Regions from separate parts of the Mus musculus genome. Here region 1 is linked to region 2. Evidence: chromatin contacts called from ENCODE Hi-C or POLR2A ChIA-PET data. All regions are on one chromosome and are shown on one strand. The core of a region is the stretch at or near the end of the contact, and the rest is flanking DNA. Distances in the headings are between cores, read along the strand shown.

The links. A loop is a pair of places that touch in the nucleus more often than their neighbours do. ChIA-PET counts read pairs that join two places held with the same protein, here RNA polymerase II (POLR2A).
Region 1: a loop to region 2 is called in a map of left cerebral cortex, with 3 times the contacts of the local background. The contact joins the enhancer-like site here to the promoter of Spsb1 in region 2. A Hi-C loop is called at or near these places in 7 of 37 maps with a recorded cell type or tissue (Patski, left cerebral cortex, regulatory T cell and 1 more). POLR2A ChIA-PET finds 5 or more read pairs at or near these places in 4 of 5 experiments (Patski and embryonic stem cell).

The regions. Positions count from the first base shown.
Region 1 is chr4:149,854,971-149,860,814 of GRCm38, forward strand. No RefSeq gene overlaps it. Among named protein-coding and RNA genes, the nearest start is that of Gm13070, 45 kb to the right of the region's middle. Within about 2 kb of position 1,506, at least 1 of the 3 ENCODE cell types and tissues checked has a DNase peak (open chromatin) inside an H3K27ac peak, as active enhancers do.
Region 2 is chr4:149,950,996-149,957,130 of GRCm38, forward strand. It overlaps Spsb1 (splA/ryanodine receptor domain and SOCS box containing 1), which reads right to left and starts at 4,011. Exons shown (of 3, transcript NM_029035.2): 1 at 3,858-4,011.

The DNA.
Region 1 (5,844 bases), core at 256-2,755, 99 kb before region 2:
TCTACACAGTCCTAACACCTTGCAGATGGCCCTGCAAAACAGACTGGAGCGGATCACGGGTGGGACCACACCTTTCTGGAGACTGATTAGTTATGCATAGCTCCTGTCTTCTCTTTAAACAGAAACCTCATGTTAGAACCCTGAAGACGGGTTTATAGGGTACAGGACCTCTTTGTCCCTTTTCCTTACGTGGCCATGTCGCATGAATCTTCTTTTCTGCTTTTTACTGTTATTTGTTTCTGTAACTGACTCACTGGGGACAGGATGCTGAGTCTAGATTGTCAGGGCTGCTAGGACCTAGGCTCTGACCCCGGCAATGCCAGTAACGATAGAGCAGCCATTCTGCACTATGCATTGTGCAGATATTCCCAGTGGGTTGGGTTTCCTATGCGGATCGCACTATCTTTGCCACAAATGATAGCGCGGCTCGCTGATAAAGTTGAGCACCAGCTGTGCTAGGCAGTTGTTACTACTCATTAAGACAATAATCTAGGGCCCAGCAGGGAGCTAAGAACCAACTTGAAATTGAATCCTAGCCCCACTTTTTTTTAGATCTTTTTATACAATATATGCTAACCTTACTTTCCTCTTCCCCAACTTCTTCCAGATTCTACCCACCCAAATCCATACCCTTTCTTTCTCTCATTAGAAAAAAAAAAAAGGCACGTAAAAAGAAAATAGAATTCAAACAAACAAACAGGAAGAAGAGAGAGAGAGAGCCAGAAGTGCAAAAGAAACACGTACTGATGCAGAGACACACACCCACACGCAGAAATCCTGTAAAAACACAGAATCAGAAACCATACTGTATAAGCAAAGAGCCTCTTACCTCTTAATTAATATGTGATCTTACCTCTTAATTAATATGTGATCTTAGGTGAGCTAAGACCCTCTCTGTAGGTCAATTTAATGATTCTTAAACATATTCACAAGTCCACCTCCTGAGGTTTTGAGAGCTTTTCTATTTTCTTTTGTCTTCCCATCGATAAAATGGAAAAGTGTTGTGCATTTAAGGCCAGCCTGCTCTGTATAGCAAGTTGCAGGACAGGCAGAGCTACATAAGACCCTGTGTCAAAGGAAAAAAAAAAAAAAAAAAAAGGAAGTGTGTGGGGGCCTCAGCAAACCCAGTCCTTATAGGGAGGCCAGCTTTGCTAATGGGAAATCAGTCCCCTGTTCAGCACATGGCTTCAGTGGTCACCCACAGATTCCCAAATTATCATAAAAGCAGCTTTATCCAGACACTGCATTTTGTGAGTCTGCACTCGGAGGCCAAGTTATATTTAAGCAGAGCTTCCCCTCCAATCCAGACAGCGGCTTGAAAAAAAAAAAAAAAAAAAAAAAACCACCTATGTCCAGAAGCAAAAGAATGCCTTTCCTTCGCTTGCACGGTGACTTGCAGCTGACTATGGCTGGGAGTTGGAGGGTGGCCTAGAGCCGGGGCTGGATCCTGCCTGGGATCTTGTCTGAGGAGCCGCCATGTGCTGTCAGGTCTCAGAGCCAGTGTCTGACTTCCTTGTTACCACAAGGCCTGTGGTTTCCAACTCTGTCTGCATCTGAGTCCCACTTAACCAACAGCGGGAGAGAAAACAGACGCGAACGCCGGCAGCCACACACAGCCACCCAGACGCGCGCAGTCTTCAGAGGAAGTGGAGCACCAGGTGTTCTGGGTTTCCTGTTCGATGCTTCCACAGCTGGTTGAGTCTGTGGCTGTGGTTTGTCTGTCTAGGGCTCATGTGAAAGACAAACGCCTGGCTGACGGGAAACCTTCCCCCATCTCTGACTGATCAGTTATACAGAAATCTGGCAGATCAGAGATTTCCTGAAACACTCAGACCCGGATTCTCCCAGAAAGACGCCCAAGTCCCCCTCTCCCCAAGGAGCGGCCATAAGCTGTTGGGTGGCCTTCTTAGGACCTGGGGACAATGGAAAATACTTCAAATGTGCCATGATTTTGACCTGGTGAGCAAAAGGAGGCTGAGGCCAGGCTGCTTCAGACCCCAGTCCTGAGCCTGGCATAGAGTAGGCACTCAGAAAACACCTAACAAGGGCAGGCATGGTGGTAAATGCCTGTGGTCCCAGTGCTCAGAAGGCTGAGGCAGGAGGATGGATAGAGCCCAAGAATTGGAGTCCAGGTTTCAAACAGCAAGATCTTGTTTCAAGATAAAATAGGGGCTGAGAAAGGGCTCAGTGAGAGAAATGCTTGCAGCACACACATGGGAGACCTAAGTTTTTGTCCACAGAATTCACATAAAGGCCGGGCGTGGTGGTGTGTCCCTCTAACTCCAGCACTGGGATGGCAGGGTGTGTATGGAGGGAAGACCCTGGTAGCTTGGGCCACCAATCTGGCTGAAACAGCAAGTTTCAGATTCAGAAATAAGATGGAGAGGCAATTGAGGAGCGACCTACCAACCTATCAATGTAAACCTCTATATGCATCCACTTGGGCAAATATACACACACATTCACATGTGCATATATACCTTACACACATGCATACAGTCTCTCTCTCTCTCTCTCTCTCTCTCTCTCACACACACACACACACACACACACACACACACACACACAAGTAATACAACACAGCCACTCATGCAACATCTGGAGGAATAGCTGAAGGGTCCACTATGTCTCTGGGAGTTGGGTCTAAAAGCCCCGGCTTAGCATCATGTTTCATATGCAGCTTCGGATTTTAGCAGACAAGGCTTTGAGGCAGTGCTATGTTGCTGATTTCCTGATTGCAAGTCCTTTAAAGCCACAGGCCTGCTTTTCTTATCTGCGCAAGAGATACTGCTTCCTAGGGGTGCATGGATTTGCTTGGCAGAGTCATGCCCATAGCAACCCCTCAGTAAGGCTGGCTCCCTCTCTCTCCTTGCAATGATGCAGTTTATCTAGGGAGAGGTTACTAAGCAAACAGGGTGGAACAGATAACAGCCAGGTAACCATAGTAACGATGGTCCTGGGACACCTGCTTGTGGAGCATGGTGTACAGCAGGGTACTAATGTTTGCGGGGATGTGTGTGTCATCAGGCCATCCTGGGCCTCTAGGCTCTCTAAGGAGGCTCCTATTGTTCTCCTCTGGCTGTGCAGTGGGGTTAGGGGTTAGGGGTGAGTATGGCTTAGTCTCCTTAGTGACCACCAGCGGTTATTTTAATCCTTGATTGCTACTGTTACTATTCAGTATGCACTGGAGTCCCTTAACAAGGGTCCCTTGATGCAGCAGGCCTCACAGGTCTGTCCTTCACCTGTATCTCTGCCTATGAAATGCAACATCCGCAACTGACCGTGGACATCAGTTTTGTCTCTGGAATGGACCCATGAGGTTCAAGTGTCATCTCTGATATTTATCTGTGCAGTGTTGGGCAAGTTCATGTCATCTCTCTGTGCCTCTGTAAAGACGGCACATGTGCCTTTAGGTAAAATGACAACTGGATGGTGGGGAGCTGGGGACACCACACGAAGGTATGCCTAAAGCATCCAGATGCAGTGGCATGGTGAAGGATAAGTGACAGTTAGTCCCCTCCGTTGGCTACCTGGCCAGATTTGGAGCCAGCCTGGGGTATATGAAAAAACCCAGTCTCAAAAAGACAAAATAGGTACTAGGTCCCTCCCGCCCATCTCATGTTAGTGTGAGCACCACACTGAATGTTCTCCTGCTGCAGAGAGATGCAAAGGCAGGCACAGGCTCAGAGCTCAAGCTGCAGAGGTGTCCCAGACGTCATGGGGCTTCTGGATGGAAGCTGGGCACTACTCTTGGGGTAAAGGCTGCTGGCCAGACGAGAAGGAAGTGGTTTGCTTATTTTTCTTATGCAAGTCCGTCTCTGTCCCAGTGAGTGATGTGGCAGACATCCCAGAGTGTGTCACGAGCTGAATCAGCCAGAGAATGTTAGGTAATGCTGCAGTAACAAACAGCCCGTGGGGCTGGTTGGCGAGACACAATAACAGCTTATTTTTTTTTCCCAGGCTATAGGTTCCAGTGGGCTAGCGGGCACTTCTCCTCCATAGCTTCACGCAGGAAGCCAGCACGTGTGTGTGCAGGCTAAATGACAACTCACATGCCATTCTTCCTCAATGTCCAATTTTTTAAAAAAATAAATATTTTTTTCATTTATGTGTATTTGATGGGTACCTGTGTTTGGCTGAAGAGATCTGAAGGGGATGATGGATCCCCTGGTACTGGAGTTATAGGAAGTTGTCAGCCACCATTTGTGTGCTAGAACAGCAAGTGCTTTTAACCACTGAGCCATCTCTGTAGCCTCTGTCTCCCCCCATCCCACCCCCATTTTTAAGCTAGGTTCTCTAACTACCAACTGCTTCCTTATTACACAAGGCTGACTGACTAGAAAGCTCCAGGGATCTTCCCGTCCTCATCTCTGCAGTAGTCACTTTACAAGTGTATGCTTGGCTTTTCCTGTGGACTCTGGGGATTGAACTCGGGTCCTTGAGCTTGCAGAACAAGCACATTACTGACTTGGCTATCTCCCCAGTGCTGGATGCTATTTATCCTCTCTGGAATGTGCACCTCTGCCAGGCGTTAGCTAAGAGACACTGGCAGGCATGTGGGGCTTTTGAGAACACATATCTCCGGTGCTTAGTTTCACTGACCTGGTCTCTTCACAACTCACAGCAAGCATGTACGCCTTCACTTTTTTTTTTTTTTTTTTTTTTGGCTTTTCCAGACAGGGTTTCTCTGTGTAGACCTGGCTGTCCTAGAACTCACTTTGTAGACCAGGCTGGCCTCGAACTCAGAAATCTGCCTGCCTCTGCCTCCCGAGTGCTGGGATTAAAGGTGTGCTCCACCACTGCCCAGCTACGCCTTCACTTTTTTGACCATCATCTTTTCTACTCTCAAGATACATCTAGGAGTGAGGAGGGCAGTTTTGCTGTGGCCTAAGCCAATCTGGAACTTTCCATGTAGTGTAGTCTGCCCCCTACTTTGCAGTCCTCTTGGCTCAGCCTCCCAAGTGTTGGAATTACAGGTACGTGCCACTTCGCCTAGCTGAAAAATCTCTTGGTCTAGATTTTCAGCTTGGGCACAAGGATCGGTGGTTCTTAAGACAAAAAGGAGAACTTTCTGCACACCTCGGAGAAAAACATTAGGTTTCAAGTAGACCCTGAAACCAGTCAAACTACTGGTCATCTTGCCTAGGCCTTCCAAGGTGGGCTGAGCATTTCCCAGCATGCCAAGAAGTACGCCAGGCCCTCTGAGGCGCTGTGGGTCTGGGCTAGGAGGCTGCCTGCCAAGAAAGCCCAGGTCGGGGATACACAGATCTCAAAGTGTGCCTGGCCGCCCACACCGCCATTGGTCCTGGTACTTTGTACAGAACTCAGCCAAAACCGATCCAGATATCTTTGGAAATAGAGAAGGCTGGACTGGCATCCTGCAATTTGGGGCAGTTTTTTTGTTTGTTTGTTTGTTTGGTTTTTTTTTTTTCTTCCCTTCAAATGGAGCACGTAGCTTGGGAATTTGCCTTAAGAAATCTTTCATTCCTAGATTGTCAGTGGAGAAATGGTTCTTATTTATTTAACCTCGAATCAAGCCGCAGCCCCCACTCCTGGGCTGCTTGGGAAGGGTTGTTTTAAAATAGCTGAGCAAGCTAAAAATGCCTGGGTTGACTTGCTGGAAGGCTCCGAAGCAAGCAGTCTGGCACAGGAAGCCCCTGACTTTTCCATAGAATAAGACTGGTAGTGGCTGAGGGTGGGCAGTACGGTGTGGGAGGGGACGTGGACTGTCAGGGAGATGCAAAGCCTGGGTTAGTCTTAGATTCCAGATCAGCTGGGCTGTCTTTGTAGTTGACCTGTATGATGGGATCTGGGAATGTGAGGAGACAGTGTAAGATTCATGTG
Region 2 (6,135 bases), core at 2,761-5,260:
GGTGTAAATTTAACAATCAAGGTGGCCCCCAAAACAGCTGGAAGCTTCATAGCCACATAGCTAACGTGGCAAGCAGGGTTCACCGTGAGGGGCAGAGTAGAGACCTTGTCACAGGCAGGGTCCTCCCACCCTGAGACGCCAATCTCCCACTCAGCTGTCCTTCCGTGAGTGTGGAGGTCACATCCCAGTCACTACCCTCCTCCACCTTCAGCCCGGGGCACGCAGAAGTTGGGGGAAAGCAGGGGCTCCCAGCCCCTTCCAGCCATGGTCAGCTCTGCAAGCTGGAGAGCTAAGCTTGGATTGATGTCTGATCCAGCATTTGTTGACAAATCATCTCTCCTTCCTAACACCCAGGCCTGCCGTGACCCCTGCGTGAGCATTGCACAAGGTCTGCGACTCCACGGCCGGCCTCAGAGCGGGGCTGTGCCTTGGCGGCTTCTCTTGCCCAACTCTTCAGGGAGGCCAAGACGGCCTAAATCCATGTGGTTTGCCTCAGGATCCTCAGACTCATTGTTTTTAATATTAGGCAAGGAACAGAACTTTTACAATGCTAAATAAGCCAGGCGCTGCCCAGCGGCTCTGAAGAGCAGAGCGGCACCAAACTGGAGCCCCCATGGGCTGCTGGCAGCACGGTCATGGTCATCGACAGAATATAGATAGCATCATCTTCTCCTTCAAAGTGCAGAAAGTGAAGACACACAAGATGGCACACAAACCTTCCCCTCATACAGAGTCACGGGGTCTGTTTTTAGCCCAACTCTCCCCTTTAATACACCTTACAAGGTACCATAGGAAAGGCAACATATTTCTGCTTCTGAATATTCCAACATGTATGTATGCAGGTATACGTACATGTATGTGCACATGATGACCCTCAGAACTGGTGAAGAAAGGTGAAGGCGTGTTCATTCCATTATCATTTCCAGTCTTGGAGAGATGGCTCAGCGACTAAGAGCACCGACGCCCCTTCCAGAGGTCCTGAGTTCGATTCCCAGCAACCCCACGGTGTTACACATTATCTTTTCTACAAGTCTATAATTGAGTTTTTTGCAGCAACAACAGAAAAATCCACTTATAAAGTTAACAGGGGCTATCAAGATGGTTCAGCAGACAAAGTGCCACAAACTGGCACACACACACACATGCACACACATGCTATGGCATATGTGCACCCCCTACACACACACAGTACACACTCGATAATAACACAAACTTGCTGAAGGGACAGGGAAGGCACAAGAGAGTTACACTGCCATGGTGATGGTGACTGGATTGAAGTTTTGACTCCACCCTTCAATGGCAAACAGACCTTGGTTAAGTAACCTGCTGGGGCAGAGGGGGGTGGAAGCGGTGAGCGCCCAATCCAAGCACCTCAGAAGTGTAGACAATGCAATGTGTCAAGCACTTGGCTTGGAGGCTGCCACCAGTGCCAGCCGTTGCCCAGCAGGAGTGCGATGAGAGCTCACAGCAGAGCCCAATGGCGGGGATGCCATCTGCAGAAGGGTGGGCACGGCACTGAGAGCCCCGGGTGATAGGCAGCCTTTTGCTCTTGCTCTCACTAATCTGGCTTGCAGGGAACGCAGGGACTGTGTGCTGGCGCCCAGACCCATGGAGGCATACCTGCCATGCACTGTGCATCCTAACAAAAAGATGAATCAATTCATGAATATTGGCCACACACTATTTCTGAAAGAGACTGGTGTGAAGTCCCTAGATTAAACTCACAACACTATGAGAAGCGCCTGGGGAGCAAGGAGAAATTCAACATCTCTGCTGATTCCAAGGGGACCCATTTTATGCAGCAGCCACGAGGAATCCATTGAAGGGTGTGTCCACCCTTGCTGGCACAGCCTCGCACTCAAGAAGCCTAATTTACCCCCTAAGTGACTTCACCCAGGGCCCCAGGCAAGAACCAGCCTTCCTAAGACTGACAGTTATGGCTTCTCCCCAGGTTTTGGTCTGGCTGATTTGAGTGGGATACAGGCTAAGGAAGAAAAAGGCTTGTAAAGTTTCCGGATTCAGAAACTCCATATCTCCCATCTAGATAACATCTTCGATCTATTGGAAGAAGTGTTCCCTGCAGTAAAAGGAGAAGAACTGTTTCAGATGATCTAATCCAGCCCGTCAGTTTGCAGATAACTGGCCTATGACCTCAGAGCTAGGGACAGTAAGCAACAGCCAGGATTTTTGTCTTGGTGCATAGCCCTGGCTGTGCACTTTGGCTAAATCACCCAACCTCTCTGGGCCTCCACTGGGAAAGGGTTGGTCTGGGCAGATAGTCTCTAAATGATGTTGGGATTCTCTGACTGAATGGTTCCCTCTGTCTGTACCACTAATGTTAGTGTAGTGCTTTCTGCCTCCCAGAGATGCGAGCTGGGAAGGCGTAGGGCAGAAAGGAAAAGGCAATCCCACTCTCTCCTAGAGTCTAACAATTAGGAAGAAAGCCAACTCCCTCCAGGCCATCCTACCTCAGCGTGTGTGTGTGTGTGTGTGTGTGTGTGTGTGTGTGTGTGTGTGTGTGTGTGTGAGTGTGTGTGTGTATGTGTGTGTGTGTGTGTGTGTACCCACATACACACACACACACACACATACACACACACACTCGTCGGCGATCCTAAACCTTCAAGGACACCAAGCCTTCATCATGGGGGCTGGCGCTCTTACCATAAACACCTGTTAAAACTCAGCTCATGAGCAGTTTCTGATGTTACTAACTAAAGTGTTTAATTAACTATTACTCACTCAGGAAGCAGCTTCTGCCAGCTCACCACCACACTGTACAGCTTGAGTTCAGAGAAAAAGAGAGAGGAGCCTGAGCCCCGCTCAGCTGGCAGGAGCTTCCCTGGAAAGGTGCCAGCCAGCACTCCAGCAATACCCCACTTACCAAAACCAACCAAGCAAGGGGAGTTATACTCCACAACCTTCCAGAGCCAATGGCCAGCCCCACTACTGTTCACAGACAGGCAAGAACATTTAGGAAACACACATATTCACAACGATACACAACAACAGACACGAACAGAAACTCACAAGGTCACACTCTCATTCGCAAAAGCACACACAACTTCCTGGCTGGCAAACATCTTCACAGGCACCATTTGTGAACATTCAGTCTTTGCCATGGCACATCCTTAAACTTGGAGATTAGCAAGTCCTCGCACACTCGTCAGGCGCGGGACAACTCATCCTCTGCTCTACCATCCGATTCAGGCTGCTCTTGTTTCTCTGTTTCCATCGATTTCCTGACATAACCTCGGTTGCCCGGAGAAGCATCGGCGGCTCCGGGGTGGCTGGCGCCGCGCGCAGTGTCACCAGGCAGTCTCCCAGAGAGAGGCGCTACGGGGGCCGGATCGGGAAGGGGGACTAGGGCCGCTACAAATCAGAGCCCGGACTGGCGGGAAAAGCGAAACTAACTTAACTCAGCAGGGTCGCGATGCATGGGGCAGAAGGGGTCCCCTCGACTTTGGCGATGGGAGTCCCCCTCAACAATCAGAACCCTAAGGCGCCCTGGGACTAAGGAGAGCCCCAGGCCTCTTTCTCGGTTTGCAGCCTAGGCTCATCTTAGGGAGCGACTGTCCCCGCTCCACTGAGGTCCCCACCCAATGCCGCCCCCGCAGGTGGGACCCCAGAGCCTCCGCAGCAGAAGCGGCAGCGCACTGGGCGGCGCCCGGCCCCTCTCCGGGGACCCAAGATCGATCATGGCTCCACGCCGGGTGCCCACCCTATGCCCACGCTCTGCCCCGCGCCCACCCTCTCAGTTCTCTCAGCGTGGTGGTCCCCGTGTCTCCCCCATCCCCGGATCCCAGAGCCCGAACGCGCGCCCACCCAACCGGTCTTCGGTGTCCCATGCCGCCTACCGCGCACAGAGAGGCCGCAGCTCTTGGAGCTCCGGAGGCTCGCGGTGCCCAGGGCCGCGCCCGCTGCAGAGAGCGAAGTCGCTTCCTCCCCGTGGCCCCGGCGCCAGCGCCTGGAGCTGGTTCCTGCAGCAAGCGCGCGGGCCGCTCGAGCGCGACTCCTGCGCTGAGAAGAAAAAGCCACCGACAGCTCTAAGGTGGGAGGGCGGAGAAAAAAGAAGGACGCGCCGTGGGCGGGGCTTGTACGCTCCACCCCGCCTCCATTTGCCCTGCCACGCCCCATGTCACGCTCCTTCACCACGCCCCGCCTCAGGTCACGCCCTTTTTATCGCAACCCTCCCTTCTGCCTGGCGCTCCTCACAGCCCTCCCCTCCGCACTTTCCCGCTTAGCCCCGCCCTACACCACGCCCCTTCTCCTGCCACGCCCCTCTACTTTCCGACCCAGCGCTGGGTTTCCTAGCGTTGAGCGGCGCTGGTCGCCCGAGAGCCCGGAGCGCGCAGGGCTCTGAGGCAGGGCAGGCTTGGGGCTTTGCGAACTCTGTAGCCCCCGATACCACCTTCTTGCAGAAGGGCTGTAGGCTCAGACATACATCGCTCTGCCTTGGCCTCTGCAGCAAGAGCTTTGATTCCTCTGGAGAAGTTTTTAGGAAAGGCTGGACCTAAGGCCAGGATCATAATAACAGAAAACCTGCGCGGGGGCTGCGGTGGTGTCCAGCACTGTATTGAGGAGCTGAGGTTCATTCTTTAGGGAAAAAATGTTTGGCAGGGTGAGGTTATAGCAGTAATCACAGGAGCAAGATCTTGCTTAACTCGTTTGAAACTCCGGGTTAAGGTTCTGTAATGCTGTCGTGCAAAGGAACTGTCTATGAGTCCATGTGTAATCCGGCTGCTCTATACTTACTGTTTCCGCGCTCATGGAGACAGACAGGCAACTCAGAACTTCAAGACCCCGAGGTCCTGGTCGCATAGGCGTCCACAGTACCTAGACAATGAGTTTAGGATGGCACAAGCGACAGGGACTTCACATTAAAAGTACACCGTTAGAAGCTCTAGTCTGAAAGGGATTTTCCTTTCCCGTCATTACAGAAGAGAGTAGTCACAGGTGACTGAGGGAATTTTCACTCCCATCTTCGCGATATCCCCTTAAGATCTTCCCACTCCTCACCCATACGTGGGGAGGGATGCTAGAGAAGTTGCTATAAATACTGTGGCCGCTGAAGTTATTTAATCACTCACTGTAAAGACCCGAAGGGCCGGAGGCTACTGTGTAGATTCCAACCACCTCACTGTTGCCAATTTTGTTTGAAAACACAGAAGCTTCCAGACTGCTATGGACAAGGTGGGTCTGCGTGGGGAAAGCGGCCTCTCCGGGGCGCTATTGGCTCTTCGAGCAGGCAGCCTTGCCGGTGACTCAGGGGGGTGACTCCCTCCTGTTGGACTCTTCAAAGTCTGGGAATTTGAAGCATTCCCTGTGAGCACGGCAGCCACTGACCCATATAGCTTGGAAAGAGAGCATGTTCCATATGTTGAGCGAGAAGTACGTGTCCCTTATCAGGTGTGGTCGGTCACCTCACAGGGCAGGTACTGCAGCACTACACCTGGGACTATGTACTCTCTTCTAAGACTTGTCTTTTGCCTGGGGGAAAGCTTCCAGAACAGATGGAAGCTGTTTCAAATGGTTAGAATGGCAGCTGTCGGGGGGGCTGGAGAGATGGCTCAGTGGTTAAGAGCACTGACTGCTCTTCCAAAGGTCCTGAGTTCAAGTCCTAGCAACCACATGGTGGCTCACAACCATCTGTAATGGGATCTGATACCCTCTTCTGGTGTGTCTAAAGAAACCTACAGTGTACTTATATATAATAAATTAATTAATTAATTAAAAAAAAAAGAATGGCAGCTGTCCATTTGGGTCCTCTTAGCTTTGACCCCAAGAAAGACAGCTCTCAAAAGGCTTGAATATTTCTCTATCAGCACTCCTGAGTTCTGACCCTGTTGGGTAAATGGATACTGATGGTCTGAATATCTAAGCTTACCTGACAGTCATCGTTCTTATCCCTGGGACACCGGGAAGGTGGGCTAGTAAATCTCCGTTAGTCATACAGCAGTGACTTCGGTGAGTCAGAGCACTGTGAAAGAGTCCTCAAAGCCGGAATGTGAGGGGAAGGGGCGTGATCCTATTGTTTGTTGAAAAGTCATTAGCTCGCAATAGCTGATACACCAGCTGATAAATACGATCGAAAGGTCGGCTGATGATTGCTTAAGCCTGAGTCAAATCAGGCCC